Linked DNA regions of Homo sapiens: all the other regions are linked to region 1. Evidence: chromatin contacts called from ENCODE Hi-C or POLR2A ChIA-PET data. All regions are on one chromosome and are shown on one strand. The core of a region is the stretch at or near the end of the contact, and the rest is flanking DNA. Distances in the headings are between cores, read along the strand shown. Region 1 holds the start of CFAP57 (cilia and flagella associated protein 57). Region 2 holds the start of ST3GAL3 (ST3 beta-galactoside alpha-2,3-sialyltransferase 3). Region 3 holds the start of SLC6A9 (solute carrier family 6 member 9). Region 4 holds the start of FOXJ3 (forkhead box J3). Region 5 holds the start of DPH2 (diphthamide biosynthesis 2). Region 6 holds the start of PPIH (peptidylprolyl isomerase H).

Region 1 (2,700 bases), core at 96-2,595:
TGACCTCCATTAGCAAGAACAAACAAACAAAAACTGTCTCACTGATTTAGTATCTAAAAGAAATGTAGCCGTATACTAGTTTTTAAAAAGGGGAGGGGTGTTGCTAAAAATAGTTTAAGAGAATGACTACTCTAAAGGTACCCATTAACACAAACGAATGTCGATTATGGATTCTTATGTAATTACTAAAGCAATTCCACACAAGAACATCCCATAAGCAATGTTTGTTTGTTTGTTTTCCTAATAACTGAAGCATGCACAAAAAGTTTTAACATGAATATTTCAAATTAGCCCATAAAGTGGATTTTGGATCGTGACCGTGGACCAAAGAGCTCTTCTCTCAAACAGGAAGAATCTCCTAGCTATTCTTAGTCAAAAGAAGCCGCTCTCTCTACTCCTAGGCTTATTCTGAGTGCAGACTTACTAATTTCCCCTCTTTCCCACTCTCCTGCACAAGGATCCTCAACTTCTCCAACATTTGAAAACAAACATACAAACTCATCTCTCGCTGGAAGTCGTCTTCTGGATCAACAGCTTTCTGGTCCTTGTTCTGAGGTGCTGGCGCCTCAGATCCACCGATCTCCGGTACCGGACCCAGTGTCACATCGAGCCTTTCAACCCATTCCAGATCCCGCTTGAATTCTGCCAAACATTGCTTCAGGCCATTCTAGGAAATCCAGACACTGAGCTCACAAGAAGGGAACTCTGAGTTTGTCTTTCCCAAGCACAGGCTGTTAGGCGAAGGGACAAAGTGCTAATCCCCAATACCCAGACAGGTAATTGACCCTCTTGGCGAGGCGCAGGGTGCATCTTTCCTGGGACAAGAATCGGTCTCCCAAGCCCAACAGCGCCTGAAGCGCATCCCATGTCCGAGTACCCCCGACCCTGTGCCCACGCTCACCACGTCGTTCACGGCCTTCTTCGGCCCCTCTAGCACGACATTGAGGCCTGGCTTCAGAAGCCCTCGGGAAAACGCATCCTGCAACTGCAGGACACAATCACGGTCACTCCCAGGGGTGTAAGGCCCCCTCTCCCACGCCCAGCCCCACGAGCTCGGCTGACACCTACCTCTCTGTCTGTGACAAGGGATTCATCGGATTCCGACTCCGAATCCGAGAGCGGGGGAGTGTCCATCTCGCCGCACGCACGTCCCACACCTACAGGAAGAAACGGGGTATCCCGAGACCCAAGCGGCTAGCAGAGGGCGGCCCTGGCCGCTGCTGCCTGCCTTCAGCCCCCTACTCCCACGCCGTGGCTCCACGTGCCACCGAATCGCTCCAGCGCCAGCAACTCACAGCTACTGCTCAACTTTTGATTGGGACTTCCGCTTCCGGCGGCAAACCATACTTCCGGTTTGTCGTTGCTATAGGAACCGCTACGGCGTTTGAAAGTGTCCGGGTTGCTTAGGATCCCTACAGGTAGCGCCTCTGGATACATGCGTGGTCTGCTGACCCAGAGAGAAACGAAAGGTGGGAGGGGGTACCTGGGGGTCGCCAGAAGGAGCTGGTAGCAGTGAGGGTACAAAGGAAAAGGCAGAAAAAGGAGCCGCGGGGGTGGGGTGGCGCGGAGGAGGACCCCGGGGGAGGGGAAAGGGGAGGGACAAGGGGAGGGGAAAGGGGAGGGACAAGGGGAGGAGAAAGGGGAGAGACAAGGGGAGGAGCAAAGGGCGGGGAGGGCGAGTCCGGGCCGGGGGCGGGGTCGGAGCGGGGCGGTGCTCTCCACTCTGAAGCGCTGCCTTGGTCTTCAGCAGAACTGTTTGGCGGGAGATCATGTCAGCCGTGGTAGCTCAGACGCTGCATGTTTTTGGTCTTCGATCCCACGTGGCCAACAATATCTTCTACTTCGATGAACAGATCATTATATTTCCTTCAGGAAATCACTGTGTGAAGTACAATGTGGATCAGAAATGGCAAAAATTCATTCCAGGTAAAACTTTTTCCATCCTGACATATACAGGAATGGTATGTGCCACATATAACCCCATAATCCCAGCATGATGATTGGAAAGAAAGATTTTGGCCAATTTGAATATATATGCAGTATTATAAATGTAGAGGAAATAAATGGCGACTTGTATTATGAAACTAGATTAATCAGTCACGCATATGTAGTTAAAATCACATATAAAATGTTAATTTAAAAGTACTTTTTTCACTGTAATTTCATGAAAATATGTTAAGAACCCCTCTTTTGGTGTCTTCAATATCACTGCCTTTGTCATCACCAGAGCCACTTTTTGAGTTGTCTAACAGTTTTCCTGAGCACACCACCTTCATTATATCACCGTTTGAATCCAAGTATGATGAAGACACTGTAAACTTTATCCCAAGTCGCAAATAACCATTTGTATAGCATTACAGCCCTTATTTTTGTTCACAGTGGTCCTGTTAATGATATTCATTATTTCAACAACCGAATCCATTTTCCCATTCTTTGTTGCATTGACACCTTTTATTGTGACATATACATACAAAAGAATGTACCCTACATATATGTCATATTTAAAGAATTACAATAGAATGTAGATCTGTGAACCCAGCCACCCAGCATAGGAAACAGAATATTACCAGTTCTAGTGCTTCTCCCTGTATTCTGTGTCTTGCTGCATCAGTTCAATGTCATGCTTTTGAGATTCACACATCTCGATACATATAGCCAAGTTCATTTTATTGCTATGTAGTGTTCCATCATATGAATATA
Region 2 (2,700 bases), core at 12-2,511, 540 kb after region 1:
TGTGGAGAAAGGGAGGTGCAGGAGGTGATCTTTTCTATGTCAGCTCCCTCCTGGGGCCCAGGGAGGGAAGTTGGCCTTTTTTTTTCTTTGCCCACACTCCACTTGGGGATTCCCAGGGGATGTAGCAAGGGAGGCTGGGCAGAACCAGGCCTTAGTGGATTGGTGAGAGAACACTAATCCATACATCTTTGGAAGAGAGGAACACTTCACCAGCCTTTTTACACAGGATCCCTACCTTTCTCGATGACCCCACTGCCTCCAGGGGTGGGCGCTGGGTTTAATCCCAGCAGTTTTTACTCAACAGCTGACCAGTTTTCCAGAAACTGCACTTTTTTTTTTTGGTCAACCTAATAACTCTTAGGAAACTGCAACTCAGGTGATCCAAATCACACAGACCGGCCCGTTCTCTCCCCTACTGGCTGCCTATGCAGTCGGGTCGACCTCAAGAGAACTGGCCCCAGCCAAAAGCGGCACCTCCCGGCCTGCCAGTCCCTTCCTGCCTTAGGCAGCTCCTCCCAGAAGCCTTTTTGTAGGGCAAACTGCCTTCCCTTTGTAAGGTAGGGCCTTTGGATCCAAGGTTGCAGTTTAAAGACCACCCCGACTTTGTTGAGGAATTAAGTTTTAAATTCCGCCCCAGGCGGATAACACCAGGGCTCAGCCGCAGGAATGAAAAAGGAGTGGGAGGGCTGCAAAGTGTACGTGGGGCTTGGAGGCCTTGTGCCACGCGCGGACTAAAAATGTTCTACGAGTCTCTTAACGCTCACCCCCGTGCCCCCTTACCCACCAGGGCCCACGGAGGTCCGAAGCTTTCGGCCTCAGTGAGCGGAATGGGTGCGCTCACGACCTGGAGGGCGAGATGAGATGTCCCTCGGCGTGAAGTGGCCGTGACTACCCTAGCACTTTGCGTTCCCCGCGCGGGCGACGAAACACGCTCTCGAGGGGAGAGAGCCGTGCGTCCTCTGGGCCGTGAAGCCAGGGGAAGAGGGTTCCTCTAGACAGCTCGATGTGCCCGGGAGAGACACCCACGCTGAACCTGCAAGCTGGGGTGCTCCACCAGCGCGAACCTCTCGCCCCGCACTCGCCGCAGCACTGCTCTCGTGGTAGGCGGGGTGGGCGGGACGGCAAATCCGCGGCTCCTGCGTCTATTGGGCTGCTCGGGGCAGCGCAGCTCCGCATTGGCCAGGCCCTCGCTCCGCCCGGCTTCCGCGAGCCCATTGGTCGCAGGCGCCCGACCGGGTCGCGGCCGCGCGCTCCGCCCGCCGCTGCGTCCCCACTATGGCGGCGCCCATGCAGCCCAGCGCGTTGTGGGCTCCCGCCGGGGTCCCCCGCGGCTGTCGCCGCCGCCTACGCCGCTGCCTCCGCCTTCCTGCCCCGCGTCGGGCCGGGCGCCACCTCCCCCCTGCCTCCCTCTCCGCTGTGGTAAGGGCCTGCCCAGTGCGCTTCGGGGCGCGATGGCTGACCGCGAATAACGGTCGCCGCTCCGCCCCGCCCCTCCCCCGCCGGCCGCGGGTCCCGGGCTGGGCGGGGCGCGGAGCCCGCGCGCTAGTGCCCGGGAAGGCGGGGTCGGGGCACGGCCCAGTCGTCCTTCGGGCTGGGGGCCCAGTACCTGGATGACCTCTCCTGGGTGGGGGCCGCCGAGCCTGGGGGAAAGGCCGGCCGGACGCAGGCCAGGAGGTCTGAGATCATCTCCGTGTGAAACCCCGCAGCGCTGCGCACCTTGGCGCAGAGCACGGACACCGTCATTCGGGCCCTGCTGTGGGAAAAGGAAAGAAAAGTCCAGGGAGCGCCTGAGCGGGAATCGGCAGCGTTTGGGTAGCGGTTGTCATTGCTTACTGCTCTAGCGGGGGCCAGAACTGGGGTCAGTTTGATCGGCAAAGTACGCCTCTCTTGCTTCCTTTCCTTCTGGCACTTTCCCCCGTTGTGTCCTCGGTGCTTTTGCTTGCAAGAGAAAATATCTTAGTGAGGAGGGCAGGTTTGGTTAGGAGAGTGTCCCATGAACATTTTGGATTCCTTTTTACAACAATGTCCATTTTTATGATTCCTCAGTAAGCCTCATTTATGTTTCCTTCACGTATGAGGAAGGAGTGAAACCTGATAACTGAATGTAATTAATTGAGGGAAGGACCAGTGAAGGCGGCTATTACCTCAGAAAGTAAAATACTCAAACTTTTCAGTGGATGTACTGTGAATTATAGATAGCTGGACATTAAGGTAGGAAAAAACTCTTATTAGGTTACTAAAAGTAAGATAGTCCCCATGACAAATTAGGTTGTTTCTAAGGCAGAATTATCTTGTAGAGATGATCACTGAAATGTTTGGTGTACTTTCAAGTCAACAGAGGATTAAAAGGAAGCTGGCACAGAAATTTATAGCCAAATGATACTTTCAAATAATCTCTTAAGGCAATACAGCTCCTCCTATGATTAGAGATTCTTAAGGATATTTTGAGATATTAAGTGGTGAATCTCTCCATTTCGCGTGTCTAACTGTCTAACCATGGTTTAATAAAAATAAAATGTTAACGATGAAACAAGACATTCATGTTCTCAGAGACTAACAGACTTTGTATCAATCAATGGAACGCCTCTTGAGTACATATTTTATGCAAGGCATTGACTGAGGGGAAACTCAAAACCATTTAAGATAAGAAACTTGCTCTAATGGGCCTATAATATACTTGAGGGAATAAAGCACACACAT
Region 3 (2,700 bases), core at 64-2,563, 860 kb after region 1:
GGCAGGGGCGCGGTCGGTCTGGGAGCAGCGGCACCGCCCGCAGCGTCCCGGTTCCTCGAAGTGGGGCGCGTCCGCTTTAATCGGGGAGAGAGATGTGGGGGCACGGGCGTTACATCAGCCGCCACGTGTGGGCCTAAGCTGGCGTGGAGGCGGCGGCCCCGCCCCCGGCCCCTGCGGTGGAAAAGTACCGGGGCGCCGAGGTCCCCGCCCCACGGCCCCGCCCCCGGGCCGGCACCGGCCCCTCCCGGCCCTCCGGGCAAGCCCCACTCTCCCGCCCGGCCCGGCCCCGCCGCCTGCTCGAGATCTGCAGTGGCTGCCGGGTGCGGAGCGCCGGCCGGGGGTGGGCTCTCCAGGGCTGCTAGGCCCCTGCCCTCACCTGCGGCCGCCCGGCCCCGCCCTAGGTGTGCCGGTAATGAGGGTTGGGGTGGGGAGGGCACGGATTCTTCCCAGGGTAGCAACCCCCAGAGAACTCCCGGCTCGCTCGCAGTCCCTTCCCAAAGCCGCGGCCAGAGCGCGGACAAAGAGAGGCTGAGTGCGCCAGGACTCTCCCGCGCGGCTTCCCGGGTCCCGCGGGCGCACGGGCACTGGAACCGGCACCGGGAGGGCAGATAGGGAGGCAGGCCGGCTGGAGGGGCCAGATAGGCAGCCAGGCTGGCGGGCGCTGAGAGGCGATGGAGCGAGCGGGAGCCCGCACGCTGGGTGCAGGCACGGCCGACTGTCGACCCCTGCAGGCCCCCAGAGCGCAGAACCACTGGCTCCTCGGACGGACAGTGCCACGCTCTGGCTCCGGCGCTACCCGCACAGCCTGCGCCCGCCGCCCCCGATCGAACCGGCGTCTGGCGCCCCCCCGCCACCCCACGCAGGAGCTCCCCCCACTTCCCTCTCCCTCCCGCTTCAGCTCCTTGGTGACAGCGGTGACACCCAGACGCGCGCACCTACCCCGATCTTTGCGGCGAGACAGACATCCCGGTGCGTGCACCCACACTCTTACCCACAGATGCCCGCATACATGCGCGATCACACACACACACACACACACACACACACACGCACACGCTGGTCCTGGGGCTCAGCCCCGCGGAGCCGCCGAACACTCAGACCGACGGCAGGACAGACGGAGGCGCGGGCCCCAGCGTCCCTTCCCCCAGCCCCCTTACCATGCTGCAGCCCCCGGCCCAGGCGTGCTGGGTCCGCACCGCGGTGCGCCCAGGTGGCTTTCTTAAAGGGAAAGTTGCATCAGCCTCCCGAGGCTCTGTGCCGCGCCGAGTTCGCCCGCCCCGCCGCGCCGCTCGCAGCTCTTCCACAGCCTGTTGTGTTTTGGTTTCGGGGAGGCGGGGGCTAAGAGTTTGGTGAAAGTTTGAAGAGTGGAGAAGGCTTGGGAGATCTAGCCAAGTCCCTCCCCTACCCGAACGGCTCCCCTGGCCGTCCTCCCCTCTCCATCCCATCCCCTCCTCCCGTGCCGACTTCTCAGGCTCCTCCTCCCAGGGAATAAAATTACAAGTCTCTCCAGCTTTCAGATGATTGATCCCCACGAACCCCTGGGAGTGAGCGCCACAAAGGAGTCCCCTTCTCCGCCCCTGCCTCGCTGCCCTCCAGCTGGGGCCCTTGAGCAAGCAGATGTGGGCCCCTTCGGGCTAGGCTGGAATGAAGCCAGAAGGCCTGGGGCACTATGGGGGGCTGAGGCTGGAGTTAGCCCTCCAGGCCCCTGGCCTTCTGCGCCTGCGTTTCCCCTAGAGAGAAGTCAGAGCAAATTCCATTCCCTTTGGAGCAGAGCCGCTAGAGACTGTGGGCATTGCTGGGTAAGGCCTAGGTCCTACTCCTTGGAACTGGAGGGCTCGGGGTAGCCCTTTCTCAAATTTCCCTCCTGGACCACCGGCTTGGTCAGCTCTACTTTTGAGGTGGTGTTACAGGGGCTGCAGACACCAACCTGGGATCCCTCCTCCTTCCATGGTGAGACAGACCTGGGTTACAATCTCAGCTAAAAAAGAGTCTTTGCCAAAAGGAGCATGGTGAGCCTCGGTTTCCTCCTCTGTGAAACAGAGAGAAGGGGCTAAGGAAATGCATGTGTGTGTATATAAAGCCCATTGCTCCAGGCTGCCTCTGGGGAGTGGTGGCTGGCATTTGGAATGAGCCTCCCACATTTGCATACCTTGTGAGAGCCACCACCTTTCATGGAGAGTGGCCAGTTAGTTCTGTCAGAGGAACTGGTTTTTGCCCCAACCTGAGTAGGGCATCTGCTCAGGGAAGGGGCCCAGCCCACAGAGGCAATTTCTACTTTGGACCCTGAGTCCTCACCATTTTCTGGCCAGGAAACAGTTTAATTTTTTTCCTTGGGACAGTCAGCCTCCAAGAAGCGAGTGCACACATGCCAAACTCACGTGAAACCAATTGTTGAGTGAGATTCCAGTTTATTAATTTATCAGAGGCACTGAACAAGATAACAGGCATCAAGCCCAGGCATTCCCTGAAATGCGAGCTCTCTCAGGCCACACGCGGTCCATTCCACAAACCTTCCTCAGAGCCAAAGTACAAAGACAGCTCTCTGTTGTCTCCTATTCACATTGGACTCCTGATCAGATCTGGGAAGACACCTTAGTCTTATCAGCGAGATTATTTTCACTTTTACTTTGTCCCCAAACCTAGTAGGTATAGCATGTTTGGGATTTTTAGTCTCCTACAAGCCAAGTGCAGGTGTTTCTT
Region 4 (2,700 bases), core at 121-2,620, 840 kb before region 1:
AAAGAGCTATGCATATAACGCTCCTATGACATCACGCTTTTTCACTGGGAAACAAAATAGAAGGAAGAAAACACACACAAATAAATCTCAGAAAAAGACCAAAAAGGTGCCCACCAATCTCTAACTCCTTCAGGAATTAGAGTGAATGGCTCTAACTCATTCAGGAATCCAACCAGGGACAACACAGACGTGGAATGCACCAACACGGAATAGTAAAACCTTTGCTAACCAGACACACAAAAAGTAAAACAGAGAAATGAAAACTATACACCTGAATGCATCGGTAGCAAGCGCTTATTCTCTATAATTAAGCAACAGAGAAAAGAATAAGAGCAGCTAATGGAAGAGGAAAAAAGATGTTAATGAAACTAAGCCCTGTTATGTCCCCTACTGGCCTCAATTTCAGAGTACAACTCTCGATTCTTCATCTAACCAACAGCCGGCCTCGGCAAAGCAAACTGACCCTAACACCTTCCACGCCACCCGGAGGAAATCACAGAGGAAAAACCATCCCGTTAACCTCCCTCCTCACCAGCTGCAAAAATGGAGCTGGGAGGGGGGGCGGGAGACACTCTACCACGTGGGCAGGATGCAACACACACAGGACAGCAACACGTCCGCATGGAACGGCTGCCTTTGCCCTAATCCCAGCAAAGGACACAGACACAGGATGGGCGGGAACGCAAGCACCCTCGCATGGGCCTCCTCTCCCCAAAGGGCCACTCCAAGGCGTGAGGTACAGCCCGCCCTGCCGGCAGAAAAGCGCCCCCAAGCTTAAAGGGAAGAAGCCGCAGAGTGCCGGGGTCGGGGGCTAGCCCAGGCCAAGGGACAGGTCATGGAGGGAAGGAGACGGTCGCTGCCCTCGGACTAGGCGCCCCCGGGATCCACGTCTGGTTCCCCGGTGCCCCGCCTGGGGGAGGGGCGGGAGACGCGAAGCCGCTGCTTCCCAGCTGAGGGGCAGCAGCAGCTGAGAAGCGCCGCGGGGGAGGGAAGGACCCAGCCCTCGGCGTCCGCCAGGCCCCAGCCGGGGCCCAGGCCCCCTGCCCCACCCGCCGCCCACCCCGCAACGCGGCTGCGGCTGGAAGAGAGAGGGCGTCTCGCGGAGGACAGCCCCTGCCTCCGTCCCGGGAGATGCCACAGCCCCGCCTCCTCGCCCGCCGCCCAGGCCCGGCCGCCCTGGCGGGGGGCACTTACCTCAGGCTGCGCAGGCCGGGACGGCCCGGCCGAGCCCCCGGCCGCTCCGTGCGTCTCCGCCCCCCCGGGAAAGGTCCCAACGGTGCCTACTGCGAGCGGTCGAGGCCCCGAGCAGCCCCGAGAGCGGCGGCGGCAGCAAGAGCAGCCAACATCCGGGGCCGCGCACCCGGAACTACTTCCCGACCCGCATCCCCCGCCCGCCCTCGCCGCCACCGCCTCCTGCGGCGTCGCTGCGCCGCCGGCCCGGCGTCAGCGGCGTCAAGTCCCTGCGCGGTCACGGTCGCTTCGACGCACGCAGGATCCCTCCGCTGGGACAAGTAGTGCCCTGAGACTCCCGAGGCTCTGCATCGGCGCAGCCGGTGTCATCTAGCGGCCGGCAGTTCCGAGCGACTTGGGGTCCTTGTGCCTCGGAGTGGCGTCTGGGAGCAAAGGCGGCGGAGGCAACCCCGCAGTTGAGGACAGTAGGGATCGGTGGCTTTGGACCCTGCCCACGGATACCTGGGGCCCCATGCCCCGAAGGAATGGTGCCTTCTGCCCTCCCCCGCCCCCCAACATCCGCCACCTCACCGAAGCGCCCGGCACCTTAGCCTCCTCTCCAGGAAAGCGGACGCCTTTTCCGACCTGGCACACCGCGGATTCCGGGACCCCCAACAAAGGCGCCTTGGACCTTCAGGACACCCCTCTTTTCAGAACTTCATGAGTCCCAGGTGCTAGACTCATGTCTGCGGAGGCCTTTCCCGTGCCTGGTCTTTCTTTCTTTCTTAAAGGAGTTGGACCTCTAAAGGCCCTTCTAATTCTCAAGGTAGCTACCCAGGTTATGGTACTACTATCAGTAGGTGGAGCGTTTAGAAGGGTAGTTTGGTCGACGAGTGAACTTTGGAATTTACTTCTACGTCAGTCTTCACTGATTCTTTCTCTAAACTATTAGCACTGATAATCTGCCCTATAATTTCACACTTAATTACATTCCAGTGTAGTATTTGCTGTTGCTTCATTCGCGTTAGTCACATATTCCCCTGCAGCGCCAAACACGCTTTTGAACTCACAATGGGTGGCTCAATATTTGGAGACTTAGATATTTGTTAGATGAATACTAGGCTGATTGGATGAGAGGAAAAGGAGAGGCATGAGTGAATTGGCCCTGGGTACTTTTTTGACATAGTCTCAAAGGGTTCAGATAAAGACCTCCAGCAGATCTGAGCACACAATTCCTTCAGTAAACATTGAACACCTGCCGTTTGGTCAAGCATTTCTAGGCACTGGAGATTCAAAGTATTCACATATTCCTTTTCTTTATAAGACTAGCAAGATTCTGAAGATTCATGTACTCATTCACTCAACAAATATTTGCCAATCACTACTAAGGTTGCCAGACACTATTTTAGTGCTTGGGATGTATCAGTAAACAGAAGAGAGAGAGAAAACAAATACCCTTCCCTGTTGGAGCTTTCATTCTAATATAAGGAGAAAGATGATAAATGTAAGAGAATTATGTAATATGTTAGA
Region 5 (2,700 bases), core at 162-2,661, 800 kb after region 1:
TCACCTAGGCTGCCTCTCAGGTACCCCAGGCTTCTCCTCAGTAAGATCTGAAGAGCAGAATGAGTTCTCCCCACTTTTACCCTTGAGCTTTCAATCTCCTTGTGGGTGATGGGGAACTCGTTACTCCCACATTCATCCCACTCCTTCCCTGTTCAATAGATCCGGGTTTGATGCTGGTTGTGCCACAGAATTAGTGTCTTATTACACAAGTAGTCTCTTTGAACCTCAGTTTCCGTATCTGACAGAGGTATGTAAGGAGGGCATTTCAAGTGATGTTGCATGTGGGGGTGTTTGCATATAAGTAAACATGGGGAGTAGAGGGGATGTGAGGGGCTGGAGGGTAGAGGTCTATGTGGTATGCACTGGGGGTATTGCTGGGAAGCAGCAGTGTTTGAGGATGGCTGGAGCTGTGCAGAGCATCTCCTGTGACTTGAGGATGTGCCAGTCATGTCCTTGGTACCACTCGGGATAATTCTTACTCCAAAGACTGTAAACACTAAAAATGAAGTGCCTAATGTACAGTAAGTGCTCAGTATTTGGCTGATTAAATAGCAAATGCTTTCACTGCATGCGATATCCAAAGAACTACTTTGTAAAGTTTTGTATATAAATTAATTAGACCCTCACAACAATCTTATTAAGAGGTACTATTGTCACAACTCCCCATTCTTCAGATAAGGAAATGGGCATAGGGACATTCCTAAGATACTCAGTAGCAAGTGACCAAGCACAATATTCAAACCCGAGCCGGTCGGCACCAAGTTTAAAATTATGCAGTGTAGCCGGGCACGGTGGCTCACGTCTGTACTCTCAGCATTTTGGGAGGCCGAGATGAGTGGATTGCTTGAGTTCAGGAGTTTGTGACCAGTCTGAGCAACATGGCAAAAACCTGTCTCTACAAAAAATACAAAAATTAGCTGGATGTGGTGGTGCGCCTGTAGCCCCAACTACTCAAGAGGCAGAGGTGGGAGGATGGCTTCAGTCCAGGAGGTGAAGGTTGTGGAGATCGCGCCACTGCACTCCAGTCCAAGCAACATAGCGAGACCTTGTCAAAAAAAAAAAAAAATGAATGAATGAAAGAATTATGCAGTGATACTGCCCAGAGGATAGAGTGCACGTGAAATGCTTAACAGTGAAGTCGGTGTTCCTGATGGCCGCGGGTCGGCTGAACCGGACTCCCAGCGCCCGAGAGGAGGCCAGGGGAACTACAATGCCCACAAGGCTCCGCGCCTTCCTCGATGTACTTCCGGCTGGCCTGGGACTCAGGCTGAACATTGGTTCTCTGTGCGGGGCGGTGGCGGGGATTGGAGGGCGGGAGCTGTGCTGACTTAGGATTGGCAAAATCGCTATCAGCCACGCCTCTAAAACCCGGAAGTAACCTCCCCGGTAGTCCCACGTGTAGCGGAGAAACAGTAGTTAGGATGGCTGAAGGGGATACTCACCGGCTGAAGGCCGACTGTGATTCCCCCTACCCCCACAAGGCGATTTTGACCCCCTGAGGGCTGCTCTAGAGGACTCAGGCCCCGAAGCTGTCCCAGGGAGGTCCCCGCTGCATCCCACCACCCAAGCTGTGCCTCATGGAGTCGATGTTTAGCAGCCCTGCCGAGGCGGCGCTGCAGCGAGAGACCGGGGTGCCAGGACTGCTTACTCCTCTTCCGGACCTGGACGGAGTGTACGAGCTGGAGCGAGTCGCTGGATTTGTCCGCGACCTGGGGTGTGAACGAGTGAGGACAGACTTAGGGAAGGGTGGCTCGCCTCTGTCGGGATGGGTCGCCCAGAGGATCCGGATCTTGGGGGATTTTGTGAGGGCGAGAGGGTGGGGGAATCAGTCTGTCCGCAGCGCGTTGACCATCCCTCCCTTCCACCTACTACGTGGGGCAGAGTGCCCCTCTGGGACCAGGGGCTTTGAAGGTTGAGTGGGAGCTCCTGGAAGATTGCTTTAAAGAAGCCCTCAGTGGGAGAGAGGCTGTCCCTGACTCCATGGTTTATGCTTATAGGTTGCCTTGCAGTTCCCTGACCAGCTATTGGGAGATGCTGTGGCTGTGGCTGCACGACTGGAGGAGACGACAGGGTCAAAGATGTTCATTCTGGGTGACACAGCCTACGGCAGGTGTGAACTTGGCCTTAGGTGGGCCAGGCCTGGGGATCCGGGGCTCATGGGGTTTTACGTCTATGACAGTGATTGCCTTCAATGGTGGTGTTTCTCCTTGATGATAATGGTAATGACTCCCCTTCTGATGCTAGCTCCTTTCATTGACAATGTCTTCCTTTAATGAAACCATTTTATTCACTGACCACATTTCCCAGTGATGACAGCAACTCGCCTCCAGAAGAGAACCCATTTCTCTGATGCTATCTTCCCTGCAGCTGCTGCGTGGATGTGCTGGGTGCTGAGCAAGCTGGAGCTCAGGCTCTCATACATTTTGGCCCTGCCTGCTTAAGCCCTCCAGCCCGCCCACTGCCCGTTGCCTTCGTGCTTCGTCAACGTTCTGTGGCCTTGGAGCTCTGTGTCAAGGCCTTTGAGGCCCAGAACCCAGACCCCAAAGCGCCTGTGGTGCTGCTGAGTGAGCCGGCCTGTGCCCATGCCCTGGGTAAGGGGTTTTGCCTGTGTATGCACAAAGGGTGAGCCAACTGCTTTATGCCTTAATTTCCCCATTTCCATATACCATCCATAGAACTCTTGATATGGGCTTGGCCCCA
Region 6 (2,700 bases), core at 180-2,679, 510 kb before region 1:
CCTCCCCTTTCTTCTTTTTCAGTTGGAGGAGACCAAGAGGAGAGGATCAGTAACCAGAAATAAAAATGACCCTTTACATTGAGACACACTGTATTTTTATATGTAATCCTTGCTTTCTCAGACAACAGAGCTAGAAAGATGATCATAGGAACTAGGAAATAATAACTATTTTATTAAATGCATGCTGTTATATTGAATGAGCCTTGCCCAAGGTCCCCTTCTTTCACTAAATTCATTGCATCTATTATTTATTGAATACCTACTATATGCTATTCAGTAGGCGACATTGCAGCTACAGCTGCGAATAGGACCAGGAGAGTCTCTACTTTCATGGAGTTTATATGCTATCAGGGAGGAAGATTATGTGTGTGTGGCAGGAAATGAGGTGTAGACACATACCATACGAAGATAATGTGGAAGTGGGGGTGGCATGAAGAAAACAAACCAGTGATCTGAATGACCAAGGGCTACTTTAGATTAGGTCTAATGTTGCCTCTCAGGAGGTAACATCTGGGGTGAGCCCTGAACTACAAGGAGCATTACTTCCCACACGCATACCCCAACCAACCCCCACAATCCCCCGCCAACCCACATTAAGTTCTGGAAGGAATATTTCAGACAGAAGTAACAGCTATTACAAAGCCCTAAAGAGAGGAGGGATCTCAGTGACCTGGAGGAACAGACAGGTCAGAGCACAGTAACTAAGGGCAAGTGGTACAAGATGAGGTCAGGTACGTGATAGCCAGATAAATGCACTGTAGGGCTTCGTATGCACGGAATTGGATTTTATTCTAAATATGGGAAGCCAGGAGTTATTTTTAAAATAAATAGGAAGCACAAGAGTTATTTTAAAAATAAAAAATAAAAAACTCTAGTTGCTTTATGGGAAATGAATTGGAAATGACAAAACTGGTAGCTTTTGTGGCAGAACAAACATTATCTATTGTCCTGACTTAGAGGAAGGGATATTTACTTAGCAAGCCTGTACGTGCCAAGCTGTTCTAAACGCTGAGGATGAACAAACCAGAGTTCCTGCCTTCACGGTGTTCACACTAGCGGGCAGAAGACAGACAGCACGTGTGGCGGTGCAGAGGGCTTGGCTGCAAGAGCCGATAAGGAGGACCCTGGCGACTGCCTAGTCCAAAAGTCCTAGCTAGAGCAAGATCAACTTGTACTGCCCTTAGTACAGCCACGTGAGTGGGGTGACCATTGACCTTAACCAAAAAGATGTCAAGGCTTTCCTCCTCCTCACTCCCGCGTCCCCAGTGCCAGGCAGAGTCTCTCAGCTAGACCCTAGCAGTCTCAGCACACACCGCACGGGGCGACAGCTTCCGGGGGCGGAGCCTGGTCTCGCTCCACGTCTACCGCGCCTGCTCCCCGGACGAAATCCGCGGACCGGGCTTTAGGTTCGCCGGAATCCCACGCTCCCGACTTCTGCTTCCGGGTCGGAGCCATGGCGGTGGCAAATTCAAGTCCTGTTAACCCCGTGGTGTTCTTTGATGTCAGTATTGGCGGTCAGGTGAGATCCAGGAGGCTGCCCACACCTGCGCCGAAGGGAAACTGCTCGGGGCTAGGCAGGCAGAACTCACCCAGAGAGAGCGGACTCGGGAAGCCAGCCAGAAAGTGAAATTGCACCCGAACCTACCGACCTGCCGGGCGGGGGGAAAGGAGGAGGAGGAGTCTCCCCAATCCTAGCGCCCCGCTTCTGGAGGAACTGGGCGGTTAGACTAGGGAGGCGGAGGTGGGAGATACCGAGCGGCAGGGTGGTGGGTCAGCCCATCATGCCCCCTGCTCCGTGAAGCCCTCATGGTCTTGGACTGGGCCTTCTGACACTCTCCCGCTGATTGCAGGAAGTTGGCCGCATGAAGATCGAGCTCTTTGCAGACGTTGTGCCTAAGACGGCCGAGAACTTTAGGTAAGGACGTGCTCCAGCTCCGCTGGATTAGCTGAGGCAGAAGTCGGGCTCCAGTCAGCCGCCTGAAATAGCCTGTCTACCTCTGTCCGTCCGCTCACTGCTCTTGAGACCTGATTCCTCCATGCATTGCTCTGTCTGGTTGCCGTTTGGATTGTTCCCGTGTTAATTTACGTTGTTAGTCTGTGTGACTGCGTGTCTGGACGTCTGGCTGGCCGATTGGTGGACTTGCTGGCTCCAGTGTTTATTCTTTCCCGTATTTAGAGGCGCTCACGACTGTGACATCATAGTGATTGAATCATTCATTTTTTGTCCCTTTCAGGCAGTTCTGCACCGGAGAATTCAGGTCAGTTTCAGATGTGTTTGACTTCTTTGCCTGCTCCAGAGGGGTGTTCTGGGGCTGCAGTGAGGGTATCGGTGAACCACCTGCTGGCCTTGAATGATTGCTGGTGACAGTGATAGAAGGTAATGCCCCAAGGGTCTGTCCCTAGTTTATTTGCCTTCTTTATGTCTGTCAACCATCTTTAGGAGAGTCCTTTTGGCTCCAGTGCATGGTAAACTGGAAAGGCCTTGTGCTACCTGCTGTCACTCCAAGTCTCTTTCTTTTCGGTTATAGGAAAGATGGGGTTCCAATAGGATACAAAGGAAGCACCTTCCACAGGTAAGGCTCTTGGCAAGCCATCCTGGAGTCTTTCAGAAATATTTCCTGGGGGATTAGGCTCTTTAGAGGAAAATAAAACCAGAGGGTAATTCTTACATTTCTTGAGAAGAAATGTTTTTGTGGACTC

Evidence for each region. Hi-C counts contacts between places; a loop is a spot of excess contacts on that map. ChIA-PET counts read pairs that join two places held with the same protein, here RNA polymerase II (POLR2A). Pooled maps may share reads with other maps.
Region 2: a map of CD4-positive, alpha-beta memory T cell shows a loop between it and region 1 (31-fold over the local background). The contact joins the promoter of ST3GAL3 here to the promoter of CFAP57 in region 1. A Hi-C loop is called at or near these places in 3 of 168 maps with a recorded cell type or tissue (CD4-positive, alpha-beta memory T cell and naive thymus-derived CD4-positive, alpha-beta T cell), 1 of 37 single-sample maps with no recorded cell type and 16 of 50 pooled maps.
Region 3: a loop to region 1 is called in a map of CD8-positive, alpha-beta T cell, with 6 times the contacts of the local background. The contact joins the promoter of SLC6A9 here to the promoter of CFAP57 in region 1. A Hi-C loop is called at or near these places in 1 of 168 maps with a recorded cell type or tissue (CD8-positive, alpha-beta T cell) and 12 of 50 pooled maps. POLR2A ChIA-PET finds 5 or more read pairs at or near these places in 2 of 52 experiments (WTC11 and activated T-cell).
Region 4: a loop to region 1 is called in a map of CD14-positive monocyte, with 24 times the contacts of the local background. The contact joins the promoter of FOXJ3 here to the promoter of CFAP57 in region 1. A Hi-C loop is called at or near these places in 6 of 168 maps with a recorded cell type or tissue (CD14-positive monocyte, CD4-positive, alpha-beta T cell, CD4-positive, alpha-beta memory T cell and 2 more) and 13 of 50 pooled maps.
Region 5: a loop to region 1 is called in a map of CD8-positive, alpha-beta T cell, with 14 times the contacts of the local background. The contact joins the promoter of DPH2 here to the promoter of CFAP57 in region 1. A Hi-C loop is called at or near these places in 3 of 168 maps with a recorded cell type or tissue (CD4-positive, alpha-beta T cell, CD8-positive, alpha-beta T cell and naive thymus-derived CD4-positive, alpha-beta T cell), 1 of 37 single-sample maps with no recorded cell type and 14 of 50 pooled maps.
Region 6: a map of CD8-positive, alpha-beta T cell shows a loop between it and region 1 (19-fold over the local background). The contact joins the promoter of PPIH here to the promoter of CFAP57 in region 1. A Hi-C loop is called at or near these places in 5 of 168 maps with a recorded cell type or tissue (CD4-positive, alpha-beta memory T cell, CD8-positive, alpha-beta T cell and naive thymus-derived CD4-positive, alpha-beta T cell), 4 of 37 single-sample maps with no recorded cell type and 20 of 50 pooled maps. POLR2A ChIA-PET finds 5 or more read pairs at or near these places in 1 of 52 experiments (IMR-90).

What each region holds. Positions count from the first base shown.
Region 1 is chr1:43,170,985-43,173,684 of GRCh38, forward strand. It overlaps CFAP57 (cilia and flagella associated protein 57), which reads left to right and starts at 1,346. Exons shown (of 23, transcript NM_001378189.1): 1 at 1,346-1,469; 2 at 1,751-1,926. The coding sequence starts at 1,770. EBNA1BP2 (EBNA1 binding protein 2) reads right to left here and starts at 1,306. Exons shown (of 9, transcript NM_006824.3): 1 at 1,069-1,306; 2 at 902-985; 3 at 495-667. The coding sequence starts at 1,134. It overlaps MIR6733 (microRNA 6733), which reads right to left and starts at 728; the gene lies at 668-728. RefSeq lists enhancers at 381-1,017, 843-1,072, 1,018-1,653, 1,203-1,332, 1,413-1,462 and a silencer at 1,573-1,772.
Region 2 is chr1:43,706,275-43,708,974 of GRCh38, forward strand. It overlaps ST3GAL3 (ST3 beta-galactoside alpha-2,3-sialyltransferase 3), which reads left to right and starts at 1,262. Exons shown (of 12, transcript NM_006279.5): 1 at 1,262-1,419. It overlaps KDM4A-AS1 (KDM4A antisense RNA 1), which reads right to left and starts at 1,067. Exons shown (of 5, transcript NR_033827.1): 1 at 785-1,067. RefSeq lists enhancers at 697-1,214, 940-1,019 and silencers at 1,150-1,649, 1,680-1,729.
Region 3 is chr1:44,030,149-44,032,848 of GRCh38, forward strand. It overlaps SLC6A9 (solute carrier family 6 member 9), which reads right to left and starts at 1,314. Exons shown (of 14, transcript NM_001024845.3): 1 at 1,158-1,314. LOC107984948 (a long non-coding RNA gene) reads left to right here and starts at 266. Exons shown (of 2, transcript XR_007066054.1): 1 at 266-401. LOC124904168 (a long non-coding RNA gene) reads right to left here. Exons shown (of 4, transcript XR_007066055.1): 4 at 2,395-2,579. RefSeq lists silencers at 1-465, 786-855 and an enhancer at 448-1,044.
Region 4 is chr1:42,333,865-42,336,564 of GRCh38, forward strand. It overlaps FOXJ3 (forkhead box J3), which reads right to left and starts at 1,371. Exons shown (of 13, transcript NM_014947.5): 1 at 1,195-1,371. RefSeq lists an enhancer at 346-1,303 and a silencer at 888-1,407.
Region 5 is chr1:43,968,599-43,971,298 of GRCh38, forward strand. It overlaps DPH2 (diphthamide biosynthesis 2), which reads left to right and starts at 1,412. Exons shown (of 6, transcript NM_001384.5): 1 at 1,412-1,724; 2 at 1,998-2,110; 3 at 2,368-2,591. The coding sequence starts at 1,578. RefSeq lists enhancers at 1,443-1,722, 2,208-2,700.
Region 6 is chr1:42,656,994-42,659,693 of GRCh38, forward strand. It overlaps PPIH (peptidylprolyl isomerase H), which reads left to right and starts at 1,430. Exons shown (of 10, transcript NM_006347.4): 1 at 1,430-1,519; 2 at 1,851-1,915; 3 at 2,235-2,258; 4 at 2,529-2,573. The coding sequence starts at 1,454. It overlaps CCDC30 (coiled-coil domain containing 30), which reads left to right. Exons shown (of 21, transcript NM_001395517.1): 21 at 1-197. All of the region lies in intron 1 of LOC124904162 (a long non-coding RNA gene), which reads right to left.